2 separate regions of the Homo sapiens genome follow, and region 1 is linked to region 2. Evidence: read pairs that join two places in POLR2A ChIA-PET (ENCODE). Cell type or tissue: HepG2. All regions are shown on one strand. Each heading gives the region's core, and the rest is flanking DNA. Links, peaks and the distances in the headings are about the cores only. Region 1 has its middle 30 kb from the start of IL6ST-DT. Region 2 overlaps ANKRD55 (ankyrin repeat domain 55).

Region 1 (7,032 bases), core at 1,832-5,831, 130 kb before region 2:
AAACACATTATATGCAGGTTAAACTTGTTGTCACATAAAATATGCATATTTTTAAGATGAGCTTTTTTTCTGGGCCTTGTAATCCAGTAGGCTTTTGGATTACCAAGTGTGAAACATACGAAAAAGTGCGAATGTTTAGAGGAACCAATATTTCACCATGCAGGTGTGAACTCCAAAAAAAGAAAGAAGCAACAACAAAAACCAAAAAAAAAAAAAAAAAAAGGGAGATAAGATGTTAACTCCAAGAGCTAGTTGGTTTAATGGTAAAATGAATTCTGTATTTGAAACCTGCCCTAGTACACATAACTTCGTACTCAAAAATTGACGCTGTATAAAAAACGTTAGACTGAGTGTTAGAAGAGATGAATTTAAATCCCAGCTTTATAAGTGATGAGCTAAGTGGCTCTTGGGAAGTCACCTACTCTTTCTAAGCCTGAGTCTCCTTATCTCTTTACCTGTAAGGAGTTGTAGCATACCTCTCCTAACATACAGGAAAACACATACACACAAACACATGCCACCAGTTACCATCTACTCTCACGAGTATTTTACCAAATAAAAACATTTAACACCAAAAAAAGGAAGAACAACAGAATTTCAGGATGACAATTGGCAAATATACATGCACATTTCCTTTAAGGCCTGGTGAAAACTGTCACTTACTAAAGGACCTTTTGGAAACTACTGAACTAGATCATCTCTAAGGTCTTATCTAGACCCTCAAGTTGGGTGTGGGGCATCTGAACACTGGATAGTAGTGAGATGATAGATTTGGGGGTGTAAAGTTATTCATTAATCTATTCATGTGTTAAATCAACAAATATTTATTGAATACCCACTATGTGCCATATATTTAAAAGCTGGGATATATCAATGAACAAAATAGACAAAAATGCCTGTCCTCACGGTACTTATATACTGGAGGGAAGAGACAGAAAACAAGTAGTAAACATAAAACAGAAGGCAATTATAGGCTGGGCGTGGTGGCTCACGCCTGTAATCCCAGCACTTGGGGAGGCTGAGGTGGGCGGATCATGAGGTTAAGAGAGCGAGACCATCCTGGGCAACGTGGTGAAACCTCATCTCCACTAAAAATACAAAAATTAGCTCGGCGTGGTGGCGTGCGCCTGTAGTGCCAGCTACTTGGGAGGCTGAGGCAGGAGAATTGTTTGAACCTGGGAGGTGGAGGTTGCAGTGAGCCAAGATTGCGCCACTGCACTCCAGCCTGGCGACAGAGCAAGACTCCGTCTCAAAAAAAAAAGAGGCAATTATATACAGTGTACTACTTTGGAAGATGCTGACTGCCATGGAAAACAAGAGAAAGCAGAGCAGGCAGGGTAGGCAGGGAGTCTGGGGACATTTTTCTGGTCACAGCACAGCAAGGAGCACTGGATCTCATTAACATGATAGGCACATTTTTTGGCTTCTACTTATTGCCTCAAACCTAGCCATGAGTAAATTGATTAATTTAGAAATTTATTACTTATTTCACATATTTAATATCTCTAATGCAGGGTTGTTGTAGATCATAGTAATTAATTCAGCTTGGGAAATTGTCACTGAGTTATTTATTTAGAATAACAGCTTGTGATTTTATTAGCGGTGTATCTGATTTTGAAAATGCCTTAATTCAATCAATTGATTAATCATTTATCATTTAGTCAATAAATATTTATGGATTGCTTGTTATGCAGAAGGCTGAATTATATGTGCATGTATTAAAGTTATAGCTATAGAATTATTAAGTCTAGAATTCCTGAGTGTTTATAAAGGTGGAATTAGGTGCTGTGAAGTATTACAGAGTTAAAAACGGCAATATTTTTAACCCAGAGAATATAGCGTATTTGTTTGCTAATTTGCTTTAGAATTATCTAAGAACAGGTTAGTTGATCTCACAATACTTCTCTGGTAGATAGGGTAGCATATTTTCCTTATTGCATATGTAGGCAGACTTGAGATTCCAGGAAGTTAGATGCCTTATCCTTAGTCACTTAGGGAGTGTAGTGTCGATATCGCAACGAGGACCTTAGGTTTCAGGGGTCGTTGTTTAGCAATATCTGATCTTGAGCCAGTTGGTATAAGAGGACACATACCTTTGGTTCCTGATCTCTCTGGGAGACGGGGGTCCTTTAATGTGCCCACCCAGAGCTCCCCTTCCACAGCACCCACCTCTTTCTGGATTCTACATCTTTGATGCCAAAAGGCCTCAGATTGCAAAAATTATTTGGTGCTTCAGGTCTTCTGTCTCAGCGAATGGGGTTCAGGCCTCCCTCTGGTCTAGGTGTTGGCAAGTACAGAAGGAAGGTGGAGGGGTAAGAAAGGGGGCAGAGGAAAAGGCCAAAAGAGAAACTACCATGTTCATTTCAGCTCTTTCTTCTTCCTGCAGCTCGCAGCTTACTAATTATTCTTCTCCTTCCCAATTACAGAAAAAAGAGAAAGGATCATCATAAAGAGATTCTAGAAATGTGACCTTGACCATTTAGCTTTTGGGAATGACATGTCTAGCCTTAACTTTTGGACATTTTTAGCTAGCAATTTTCAACTTGGTTACAAAATGAGCAGAAGAAGTATTATCCTATGAAGGATATTTTTTTTTTTGAGTCAAAGTCTCGCTCTGTCGCCCACGCTGGTGTGCAGTGGTGTGATCTTGGCTCACTGCAACATCTACCTCCCGGGTTCAAGCAATTTGAAGGAGATGTATTAAAAATACCTGAAGGGAGCCAGGCATGGTGGCTCATGCCTATAATCCCAGCACTTTGGGAGGCCAAGGTAGGCAAGTCACTTGAGGTCAGGAGTTCGAGACCAGTCTCGCCAACCTAGTGAAACCCTATCTCTACTAAAAATGCAAAAATTAGCCAGGCGAGGTGGCGCATGCCTGTAATTCCAGCTACTTGGGAGGCTGAGGCAGGGGAATCGCTTGAACCCAGAGGCAGAGGTTTGAGTGAGCTGAGATCATGCCACTGCACTCTGGCCTGTGTGACAGAGTGAGACAAGACTCCGTCTCAGAAAAACTTAAAAAATAAAAACAAAATAAAAATAACTGAAGGGAGGTTGTCAAAATATGGATCTCCCCCGTCTCCCAGGATCTCATTCTAGCAAAAGTTCTCAGTCTTGGCTACATATTAAAATCACCTGGAGAACATTCACAAAATGCCCAGGTATACAGCCTACCTCTAAGAGGCATTCTGAGTTCATTGTTCTGGGATATAATCCTGCTGATATTGTATTAAAGCTCCAGGTACTTTTAAGGTGCAGCCAGGATCACTGCCCCGGCAATCCTGAATTACTGACAGGAGTGTGTCCTAATCCTGGTGTGCTGCCCCCAGGTGTGTTGGAGTGTGGAGAAAAAAACTCGAGAACCATTAATCCAGTGTTTCTCAAAGGGTGGTCTGCAGAACAGCAGCATCGGCATCACCTGGGAACTTACTAGAAATGCAAATTCTTGGGCCTAACTCCAGACCTACTAATTCAGAAACTCTCAGGGTGTGACCCAGCAATCTAGGGTTTCAGGAGCCCTCAGGTGATTCTGATGCATGTTGAATTTCAGAACCACTGTCCTAATCTAACCTGTAGTATTCTGAAATGATAATCTGAATATAATTGAGTTAGATACCTTCTTTTCTGATAAAAAGAACATTATATCTATAAGCAGGTGTAGGGAGCTTTGTTTAGCTAAAGAAATTAAAGTGCTATGATAGGAATGTTAGACATTAACTAGAAAGGAATCTGGGAATAGGGGCAGAGGTTGTTCATGATTTTCTTTTTGAGGTACAGGATCCTTCCCAGAAAAATCACACCATGTGGTCAGCCATCTTCTCTCCTTGAGCTAAAGCTCTTTTTGTGTTGACTATGAGTTTATATTTTAACCTACTCCAGGCAAACTCTTCCCCATAATCAAATAAAGTTTTCAAAGACAGTGAAGATTAGCAAACAAAGCCTTGCATTAGACAGAAGGGCTGGGAAACACTAAAAGCAACCTTGAGCCAAGATGTCTCCCTGGTAATCCAGCAGGTCCACCACTAGGATAGTAAATAACTCTGATGACATCATGGCATGATGTCTGGTGACTCTCGGTCACCACAGTAGGGGCAGAAGAGTGAGGTTTTCTGATCCACTGATCCATTTGGTCCTTCAGTGACCCCTTTGGCGCTGATAGAATCTTTTTTTTTTTTTTTTTTTTTTTTTTGAGAGAGGGTCTGGCTCTGTCACCCAGACTGGAATGCAGTGGTGCAATCTCGGCTTACTGCAGCCTCTGCCTCCTGGGCTCAAGTGAGCCTCTTGAGTAGCTGGGATGACAAGTATGTGCCACTACGACCAGATAATTTTTGTTTTTTTGTTTTGGTAGAGATGGGGCTTCACCATATATTGCTCAGGCTGGTCTTGAACTCCTGGGCTCAAGTGATCTGCTGGTTTTGACCTCCCAATGTGTTAAGATTACAGATATGAGCCACTGTACCTGGCTCATAGAATTTTTTTTTTTTTTTTGAGACGGCGTCTGTCTCTGTTGCCCAGGCTGGAGTGCAGTGGCACGATCTCGTCCCACTGCAAGCTCCGCCTCCCAGGCTCACGCCATTCTCCCGCCTCAGCCTCCTGAGTAGCTGGGACTACAGGCGCCTGCCACCACGCCTGGCTAATTTTTTTTTTTTGTATTTTTAGTAGAGACGGGGTTTCACCGTGTTAGCCAGCATGGTCTCAATCTCCTGACCTCCTGATCCGCCTGCCTTGGCCTCCCAAAGTGTTGGGATTACAAGGCGTGAGCCACCGCGCCCGGTCAGCTCATAGAATCTTTAGAGAAGAATCTTTGTAGGTGGGATGATACGTGCTTCTGGACATCATGTGAATCATCATATTTCCAGCTTTTAAGCATATTAATGAGGATTTGAACAATGTCTTAAAGCAGGAGTACTGTTTTATTATGAAAGAAGCTTCCTAGTTGACAAACTTTTCATACAGAGTCAAACTTCATTCTAATGGCAATAATTATTATATTATAAGAAACTGGGGGGCCGGGCATGGTGGCTCACGCCTGTAATCCCAGCACTTTGGGAGGCCGAGGTGGGTGGATCACGAGGTCAGGAGATCGAGACCATCCTGACTAACACCGTGAAACCCCATCTCTACTAAAAATACAAAAAATTAGCCAGGCATGGTGGCGGGCGCCTGTAGTCCCAGCTACTCGGGAGGCTGAGGCAGGAGAATGGTGTGAACCGGGAGGCGGAGCTTGCAGTGAGCCGAGATCGCGCCACTGTACTCCAGCCTGGGCGACAGAGAGAGACTCTGTCTCAAAAAAATTAAAAAATTAAAAAATTAAAAAAAAAAAAGAAACTGGGATCATGTTGAATTTGCCTGAAACAAATCCAAGGAGTTAGATTGCTTCAGAGGTCACCTGATAGAAATAGCTCATAAATTCCCTAGGAGTAAATCACTCTTACTAGGCCTGAAGACATGCTTCAAGTCAGAATGTGATAGTAATGATTCACTCTGGGATTTCATTTCAAGCCACAGGAACTAAAAATGCAAGTACAGTTCCCAATGCGAAACGCAACCTGTAATCTTAATCCATTTAACTTCCTCAAATTGCTGTATTACTCAAAACAGCTGATTTCTTCATTGAGCATAGATGAATTTCCTCTGTGGCAAATGTCACCATCTGACCCAAGGATATGTCTAGGCCCTCCTTACCACCTGTGAGCTCTCCTTCAAGGAAAGGCCGTTGAGCAAGCCCAATTGGTCTAGTTAAGAGCCTGTGCTTTGGAATCACTTAAGAGCCTGTGCTTTGGAATCAGATTACCTGTGTTGGAATCTACCAATATGGCTTGGTAGGAGCGTATTTTTGGATGTATCTCTTAACCTTCCTAAACTACAATTCCCTCAACTGGAAAATGGAGAAACAATAATACTGACGTCATAGTATCAGCAGTTGCACAGGATCTAGTATAAAGGTGGTCAGGTATAAAAGTGGTCAATAAATATTAGTTCTTATTTAAGGAGGTAATATTATAATGGTTAAGAGGAGGATTTTAAGGCCAAATTGTCTAGTTCGAATCCCAATTCTGCCACTTACTTTGTAAAAGTTACCTAATCACTTGGGGCCAAGGTTGAGGACAGGTGCCTGGGAAACACCGGGAAGTACTCCAGGGAATAAATGAGAGGCTCCAATTTTTATTTTTATTTATTTATTTATTAAGGCGGAGTTTCACTCTTTTGCCCAGGCTGGAGTGCAATGGTGCGGTCTCAGCTCACTGCTATCTCTGCCTCCCGGGTTCAAGTGATTCTCCTGCCTCAGCCTCCCAAGTAGCTGGGATTATAGGCACCTGACACCACGCCCAGCTAATTTTTGTATTTTTAGTAGAGATGGGGGTTTCACCATTGGCCAGGCTGGTCTCGAACTCCTGACCTCAGGTGGTCTACCCACCTTGGCCTCTCAAAGTGCTGGGATTACAGGCTTGAGCCACCGCACCTGGCAGAGGCTCCAGTTTTTAAAGAAAAAAGGACAGCTCCGGAAAAGGGATTGAATGCAAAAGTTGTTCATCAGGAATTCTCATTAGTTTACAGGAATAACACTGAATAGTGATTGGCTATACATTGCTGAACTGTAGGCTATGAGTTATGGTGTCCAGGATATGGCATTTTTTGGCTCCTTTGTGTCAGTCTAGAGCTCATATAGCAAGTGGCTTCAAGAAGTGATTCCTGGGCCGGGCGCAGTGGCTCACGCCTGTAATCCCAGCACTTTGGGAGGCCGAGGTGGGCGGATCACGAGGTGAGGAGATCGAGACCATCCTGGCTAACACGGTGAAACCCCGTCTCTACTAAAAGTACAAAAAATTAGCCGGGCATGGTGGCGGGCGCCTGTAGTCCCAGCTACTCGGGAGGCTGAGGCAGGAGAATGGCGTGAACCCGGGAGGCGGAGCTTGCAGTGAGCTGAGATCATGCCACTGCACTCCAGCCTGGGAGACAGAGTGAGACTCCATCTCAAAATAAAAGAGGTGATTCTTTAGCTTGAGGGAAGAGTGATAGTCCTGTCACATTTCA
Region 2 (7,032 bases), core at 1,628-5,627:
GCGGAGGTTGCAGTGAGCCAAAATAGTGCCACTGCATTCTAGCCTGGGTGACACAGTGAGACCACATCTCGGAAAAAAAAAAATCTATATATATATATGTGTGTGTGTATATATATGTATATATACGTGTGTATATATACATATACATACACACGTATATGTGTGTATATACACATATATGTATATATGTATATATGTGTGTGTATATATATATAAAAAATTTTTGTGCCTCACTAAAGCTTTTGTGCAAGCTACTGAACTAGAAACTGGGGATACAAAGATAAAAAAAGGCATGGTCTGCCTCTAGAAGTTTATAGGGTTGGAGGAGAGTGGGAGAGGGAGGTGGGGGCTCCTAAGTAGTGGTGACCCTACTCCATTTTTTTTTTTTTAGATGTTCGGTCTTAGGCTAAAACTTCTGATTCATTAAAAACTTTTGTTTGTTATGTTACCTTTTGCTAACTGTAAAGTTAAAAATTTCAAGTCAGGGACTGTTTCTTCTGCTTTTGGTTCTATCTCAGGAATGTGGTAAGTAGAAGTGATGCTAAGAATTATGTCCAAAAGGTCACATCTGTTTTTGCAACTTAAATTTATTTTCTCAGAGTGGTTCTACAATTGAAGTTTTGTTTGTCAGACTGCTCACAAAAATCTGCTTACATAAGAATGTGCATTTAATATATCCTAAACAATATATATATCCTAAATGCTGTGCATAACAGTGCTTCTCTGGTTAAATGCATTCAAAGTTCTAACCCAGATGCCAACAGCTCAGAGCCTCTCTTGATAGAACACTCTTCCTGTCAAGGCTAAAATGAGAGCAGGAGAGGTTAGTTTCCATTTAACTCCCGGTAGCTGCAACAGACAAGCCTCACTCTATGTCAATGATTCTTCTGAGGTCCTGTTTTGAAGAACAAAAGCACAAAGGACAATCTGACCTATCTTGCTTTTTTCAGTGTTAACCGCAGTGTGGATAACTTCTAAATAAGTCAGTTTATAATTAAGCAGTGTGGTTAATGAAACAGGAAAAACAAACAGATCATTGGAACAGAACAAAGAGTTCAAAAATGAAACCATATATTAAAAAAAATCTGGTAACAAACAAAAACATAATTTAACATAACATAATCCAGTTCTTGGGGTAGAGAAGGCCTTCTTTAAAAAGACATCAAAAGAAAAAGCAGAAACAGACAAGAATGATCATTTTAATTATATCAGATTTTTACATTTCTGAATAAGAAAAGGTACTATGAACTATTTCAAAATAGCCAACAGCCTACGAAAAAGTATTTACAACCCAACAGCAAAGCATTAATATTCAGCATATAAACTAAACTCCTATAGATCAATAAGAAAATGACAACCCAATGGATCAATCGACAAAGAATGTAAACAGGCAAGTCACAAAAGAAGATATAATAAAGACCATTATGTCTATGAAATGATGTTCATCTCATTAATCAGGGAAAATGCAAATAACAAGAAAATCCAGCAACAACTGGGAAAAAACCAGTACTTCCACTAAAAACAACAACAACAACAACAACAACAACGACACGCAGCTATTTTGGGGGAATAATTAGGCAGTGTGTATTAAAAATAAAAACATACACTCTCTACTACCCAGCAATTATTCTTTTAAGAGAAATGCTTGCACAGAGTATGCAAAGAGGCTTGTACAAGAAACACTCTTTAGACTGGTGTTTATGATGGTGAAAAATTGAGACAACCTAAATATCCATTCATAGGGGAATGGCAAAATAAATGGGGGTATTTTGATATTATGTAACATGATGAAGCCATTAAAAGGAATGAGCCACAGGCTGGGTGCCGTGGCTCACGCCTGTAATCCCAGCACTTTGGGAGGCCGAGGCAGGTGGATCACGAGGTCAGGAGTTCGAGACCAGCCTGGCCAACATGGTGAAACCCTGTCTCTACTAATATACAAAAATTAGCTGGGCGTGGTGGTGGGTGCCTGTAATCCCAGCTACTCGGGAGGCTGAGGCAGGAGAATGGTGTGAACCCGGGAGGTGGAGGTTGCAGTGAGCCGAGATCGCACCATTGTACTCCGGCCTGGACAGGGCAAGACTCCATCTCGAAAAAAACAAAACAACAACAACAAAAAAGGAATGAGCCAGATCTATATGTATCAAAAATTCTAAGACAAATGCTTGAGTTGAAAAAACTAAGTTAGGCCGGGTGTGGTGGCTCACACCTGTAATCCCAGCACTTTGGGAGGCTGAGGCGGGTGGGTCACGAGGTCAGGAGATTGAGACCACCCTGGCTAACACAGTGAAACCCCGTCTCTACTAAAAATACAAAAAAAATTAGCTGGGCGTGGTGACGGGTGCCTGTAGTCCCAGCTACTTCGGAGGCTGAGGCAGAACCCAGGAGGTGGAGCTTGCAGTGAGCCAAGATCGCACCACTGCACTCCAGCCTGGGCAACAGAGTAAGACTCTGTCTCAAAAAAAAAAAAAAAAAAAAAAAAAGTTGCAGAACACATAGAGTGGTACCTTTTTTTAAACAATGAATTTAACTGTTACTCCCCGCTACCCCTCATACAATGGAGGCTACATCATGCTTGGAGCTTGTTGAAAAAAGACAGACGAGAGAAGATTACTTGTTCAAAACATTGAGCAGCCAAATACAGGAACTCCACCAAAGTAATGAATGAAAAAGAAAGCCTGGGCTGTGTTCTTTCCATTTCAGAATTGTATTTATTTCTCAATGGCAAGAGCTTTTGCTGTTATAAATTTATCGTGATTGGCTCTCACTAGCAATGACCAATAACTAAATAAAATAAATAATTGGCAAAAACGGAATTACAGCAGAAGATTTAGTTTTAAAGTTTTTTTTTTTTTTTTTTGAGACAGAGTCTTGCTCTGTTGCCTAGGCTGGAGTGCAGTCACGCCATCTCAGATCACTGCAACCTCCATCTCCCAAGTTCAAGCAATTCCACCGCCTGCCTCAGCCTCTGGAGTAGCTGGGGCTACAGGCATGAGCCACTACAGCCGGCTAATTTTCATATTTTTAGTAGAGACGGGGTTTGGCCATGTTGGCCAGGCTGGTCTTGAACTCCTGGCCTCAAGTGATTCACCCACCTCAGTCTCCCAAAGTGCTGGGATTACAGGCGTGAGCCGTGGAGCCGGGCCTCAAAGATCTTAACTGGCTTCATTTGCAATTCTAGAACTGGGCTTCATTCCAAAATGTTCTGGCCAGGCATGGTGGTGCACGCCTATAATCCCAGCACTTTGGGAGGCTGAGGCGGGAGGATCACTTGAATCCAGGAGTTCTAGACCAGTCTGGGCAACATAGGAAGACCCCTGTCTCTACCAAAAACAAAAAATGAGCTGGGTATGGTTGTGCATGCCTGTGGTGCAGGGTTTCTGTGGTCCCATCTACTCTGGAGGCTGAGGCAGTAGGCTGCAGTGGGCTGTGATCGTGTCACTGCACTCCAGTCTGAGTGACAGAGTGAGACTGTCTTAAAAAAAAAAAAAAAAGTTTTCCAACGAGCCCAGCAGAGGAGGTTGGTTTTGTAGACAGAGAAGGACTGAAAAAAGCAGAAGCAAAGAACAAAAAGCAGATTGGTTATTTCAAAGTTACTTTCCTTGAAAGATGAAAGATGAGAACAGGGAAACAGAACAACAGAGAAAAAACTGATTGCTTAACATCAGGTTACTTTAGGTTACTTTTTGTTGTCAGGATTAAAAGCAGAGGAAATTTCATTATTATGCTAAGTAAAACTAGCCTGTTTGGGAAATTTGGGTGTTATCTCTCTCCTGATTTCTCAGAAGGTCAGATAACAACTCGGTCTCAGTTTGGTAACTTGGAATTTAAGTATGAGGGACTCCATTTTGATATTTGGCCTGGTCTGTTGACCTAGTACAGGAGCTCAGTCAAAAACAAAATTATGAGTGCCTCAGAGTTATATGAGTGCCATCTCTACTAAAAATGGAAAAATTAGCCTGGCATGGTGGTGTCTGCCTGTAGTCCTAGCTACTCAGGAGGCTAGGTGAGAGGATCACCTGAGCCCAGGATGCGGAGGTTACAGTGCACTGACATCGCACCATACCACTGCACTGTAGCCTGGGCCACAGAATGAGACCCTGCCTCAAAAAAAAAAAAAAAACCAAAACCATGTATATATCTATATACAGATACATATATATACACATACACATACATATATGGATACATAATATATACATACACATATATATCCCTATGTTTTGTTTTAAATCTTCAGTGATTTAAAGCAAAACCTCAGGGGAAAAGAGGGTTGCACTGTTAGAAACTTCTGCTTTAAAAATGAGAACCAGAGATGAGGTAGCACACTCTGGTCACTCTGCCCATGGTGTGGAAGCAGGCAGCCGGAGTGGCGGAGTCCATGTGTATGAAAAACACAGGCAAGCATTAGCAGTTGGTTTCAGATGGATTCCAGACAGCAGGCTGTGAATGGACCAAAGAGGAAGCTGTGACCATGGGTAGGAAGTGCCTTGTTGAGGCCCTTGCTCTGCTGGGTCTGCTTTCTGGGCTTAAAACCCAACGGGTCCATATGCTGGTGTAATAGCAGGAGGAATCTTTTTGCAGAAGTCCCTTTGCATGAGGAGGAACCAGGGACTTTTCCAATATTTACCACATATTCTATGTAAGGTGTTACAATTACCACTCTTAGAAAGATCCATGTCTGCTTTCATTGTCTGCACCGCCAGGTGCCTCCTGGGGTGGAGAAAAATAGGGAACTATGTCTTTGCTGGGGGGTTGCTAGTTCTACTGAGGGGTGCTGGAGTTGTAGGTCTATAAGTGGAATTTAGCTTTAGGGTATAAATGAGCAAATTTGTCATCTTTCTAAATAAGACCTAGTTTAGGGATTACCCCAGAGGTTGGAGGTGGAGGAAGTAGTTGGCAACTTGCCCTGAAATCTAGAGGTTCACAATCTGCTGACATGGACTCCGCCACTCCAGCTCCCTGCTTCGACACCATGGGCAGAGTGACCAGAGTGTGCTACCTCATCTCTGGTTCTCATCTTTAAAGCAGAAGTTTCTAACAGTGCAACCCTCTTTCCTCTGAGGTTTTGCTTTAAACCACTGAAGATATGGGGAGTGAAAGCAGCAGGGGCTTTCTGATGTGGTCATTAATGCTAGTCAGAGGGAGGCCTTTAATCAGAAGGCTCAAGACAGATGGGTGGACCGGGCGCAGTGGTTCACACCTGTAATCTCAGCACTTTGGGAGGCCAGGGTGGCAGATCACCTGAACTCACTGTGGGGAAAAGAAAGAGAAATCAGACTGTTACTGTGTCTATGTAGAAAGAAGTAAACATAAGAGACTCCATTTTGTTCTGTACTAAGAAAAATTCTTCTGCCTTGAGATGCTGTTAATCTGTAACCCTACCCCCATCCCTGTGCTCGCAGAAACATGTGCTGTGTCGACTCAAGGTTTAATGGATTTAGGGCTATGCAGGATGTGCTTTGTTAAACAAATGCTTGAAGGCAGCATGCTTGTTAAAAGTCATCACCACTCCCTAATCTCAAGTACCCAGGGACACAAAACACTGTGGAAGGCCACAGGGACCTCTGCCTAGGAAAGCCAGGAATTGTCCAAGGTTTCTCCCCATGTGATAGTCTGAAATATGGCCTCATGGCAAGAGAAAGACCTGACCGTCCACCAGCCCGACACATGTAAAGGGTCTGTGCTGAGGAGGATTAGTAAAACAGGAAGGCCTCTTTGCAGTTGAGATAAGAGGAAGGCATCTGTCTCCTGCTCCTCCCTGGGCAATGGAATGTCTTGGTGTAAAACCCAGTTGTATATTCCATCTACTGAGATAGGAGAAAACCGCCTTAGGGCTGGAGATGAGACACGCTGGCGGCAATACTGCTCTTTAAGGCATTGAGATGTTTATGTATGTGCACATCAAAAGCACAGCACTTTTTTCTTAACCTTGTTTATGATACAGAGACATTTGTTCACATGTTTTCCTGCTGACCCTCTCCCCACTATTACCCTATTGTCCTGCCACATCCCCCTCTCTGAGATGGTAGAGATAATGATCAATAAATACTGAGGGAACTCAGAGACCGGAGCCGGCGCGCGTCCTCCTTATGCTGAGCGCCAGTCCCGTGGGCCCACTTTTCTTCTTCTATACTTTGTCTCTGTGTCTCTTTCTTTTCTCAAGTCTCTCGTTCCACCTGACGAGAAACGTTCACAGGTATGGAGGGGCAGGCCACCCCTTCACTCACAAGTTTGAGACCAGCCTGCTCAACATGGTGAAACCCCGTCTCTACTAAAAATACAAAAATTAGCCGAGCATAGTGGTGCACACCTGTAGTCCCAGCTACTTGGGAGGCTGAGGTAGGAGAATTTCTTGAATCTGGGAGGCGGAGGCTGTAGTGAGCTGAGATTGCACCACTGTACTCCAGCCTGGGCGACAGAGTAAGAATCTGTCTATTTAAAAAAAAAAGGCAGATGCGGGGGCATCTGCCCCAGAAGAAAGTGATTAGGAGGCTTACCCCCGCCCCCTTGCCTATGGTCACCTAGCTTCCTTGAAAATAATGTAATCGGCATCTTTGTGTATGTACATTTTTAATGTTATCAGACTTTCTTAGTGAAATGCAACCAAACCAAGCACATATTTACTTTAAAATTCCATTGAAAACCAGGTATTTAAATTGATTTTAAGAACCTTGTTAAGGAAATCAGCCTGGCTAAGGAAAATTAGTACTGCATTTTAAAAGAGTTAAGCAGATCTAACAAGACTCTAAGCTACTCTTGGACAGCTCTGCTTAGTGTCTGAGCCACCTTCCCTCAAGAACTTTGTTGAAGAGTGTTGAACGACCTTTTTGGAAGCCTTCTACTTGCAACATGAATTAAACAGCAGTTACGATCACTGGGATTAATAATGTGATGTCTGGAGCAGGTAACCCGGAATTATTAATATTATCTCTCTGTCATCTTTTTCTTTTCTTTTTGGAGGGGAGGGGGACAGGATGTCACTCTGTCACCCAGGCTAGGGTGCAGTGATGTGATCATATCTCACTGTAA

What was found. Peaks named below come from ENCODE experiments on the same cell type or tissue, not always from the same donor. Only the 100,000 strongest peaks of a DNase experiment are listed, where the experiment ranks them.
Region 1: POLR2A ChIA-PET joins it to region 2 with 10 read pairs; 5 of 35 experiments call an interaction of 5 or more read pairs at or near these places.

What each region holds. Positions count from the first base shown.
Region 1 is chr5:56,021,527-56,028,558 of GRCh38, forward strand. No RefSeq gene overlaps it. Among named protein-coding and RNA genes, the nearest start is that of IL6ST-DT, 30 kb to the left of the region's middle. In HepG2, for the core only: no CTCF peak of the experiment used is centred there; a DNase peak (open chromatin) is centred at 3,985.
Region 2 is chr5:56,151,743-56,158,774 of GRCh38, forward strand. The region is part of intron 6 of ANKRD55 (ankyrin repeat domain 55); the gene reads right to left. Among named protein-coding and RNA genes, the nearest start is that of ANKRD55, 78 kb to the right of the region's middle. RefSeq lists a silencer at 4,976-5,145 and an enhancer at 5,136-5,931. In HepG2, for the core only: no CTCF peak of the experiment used is centred there; no DNase peak of the experiment used is centred there.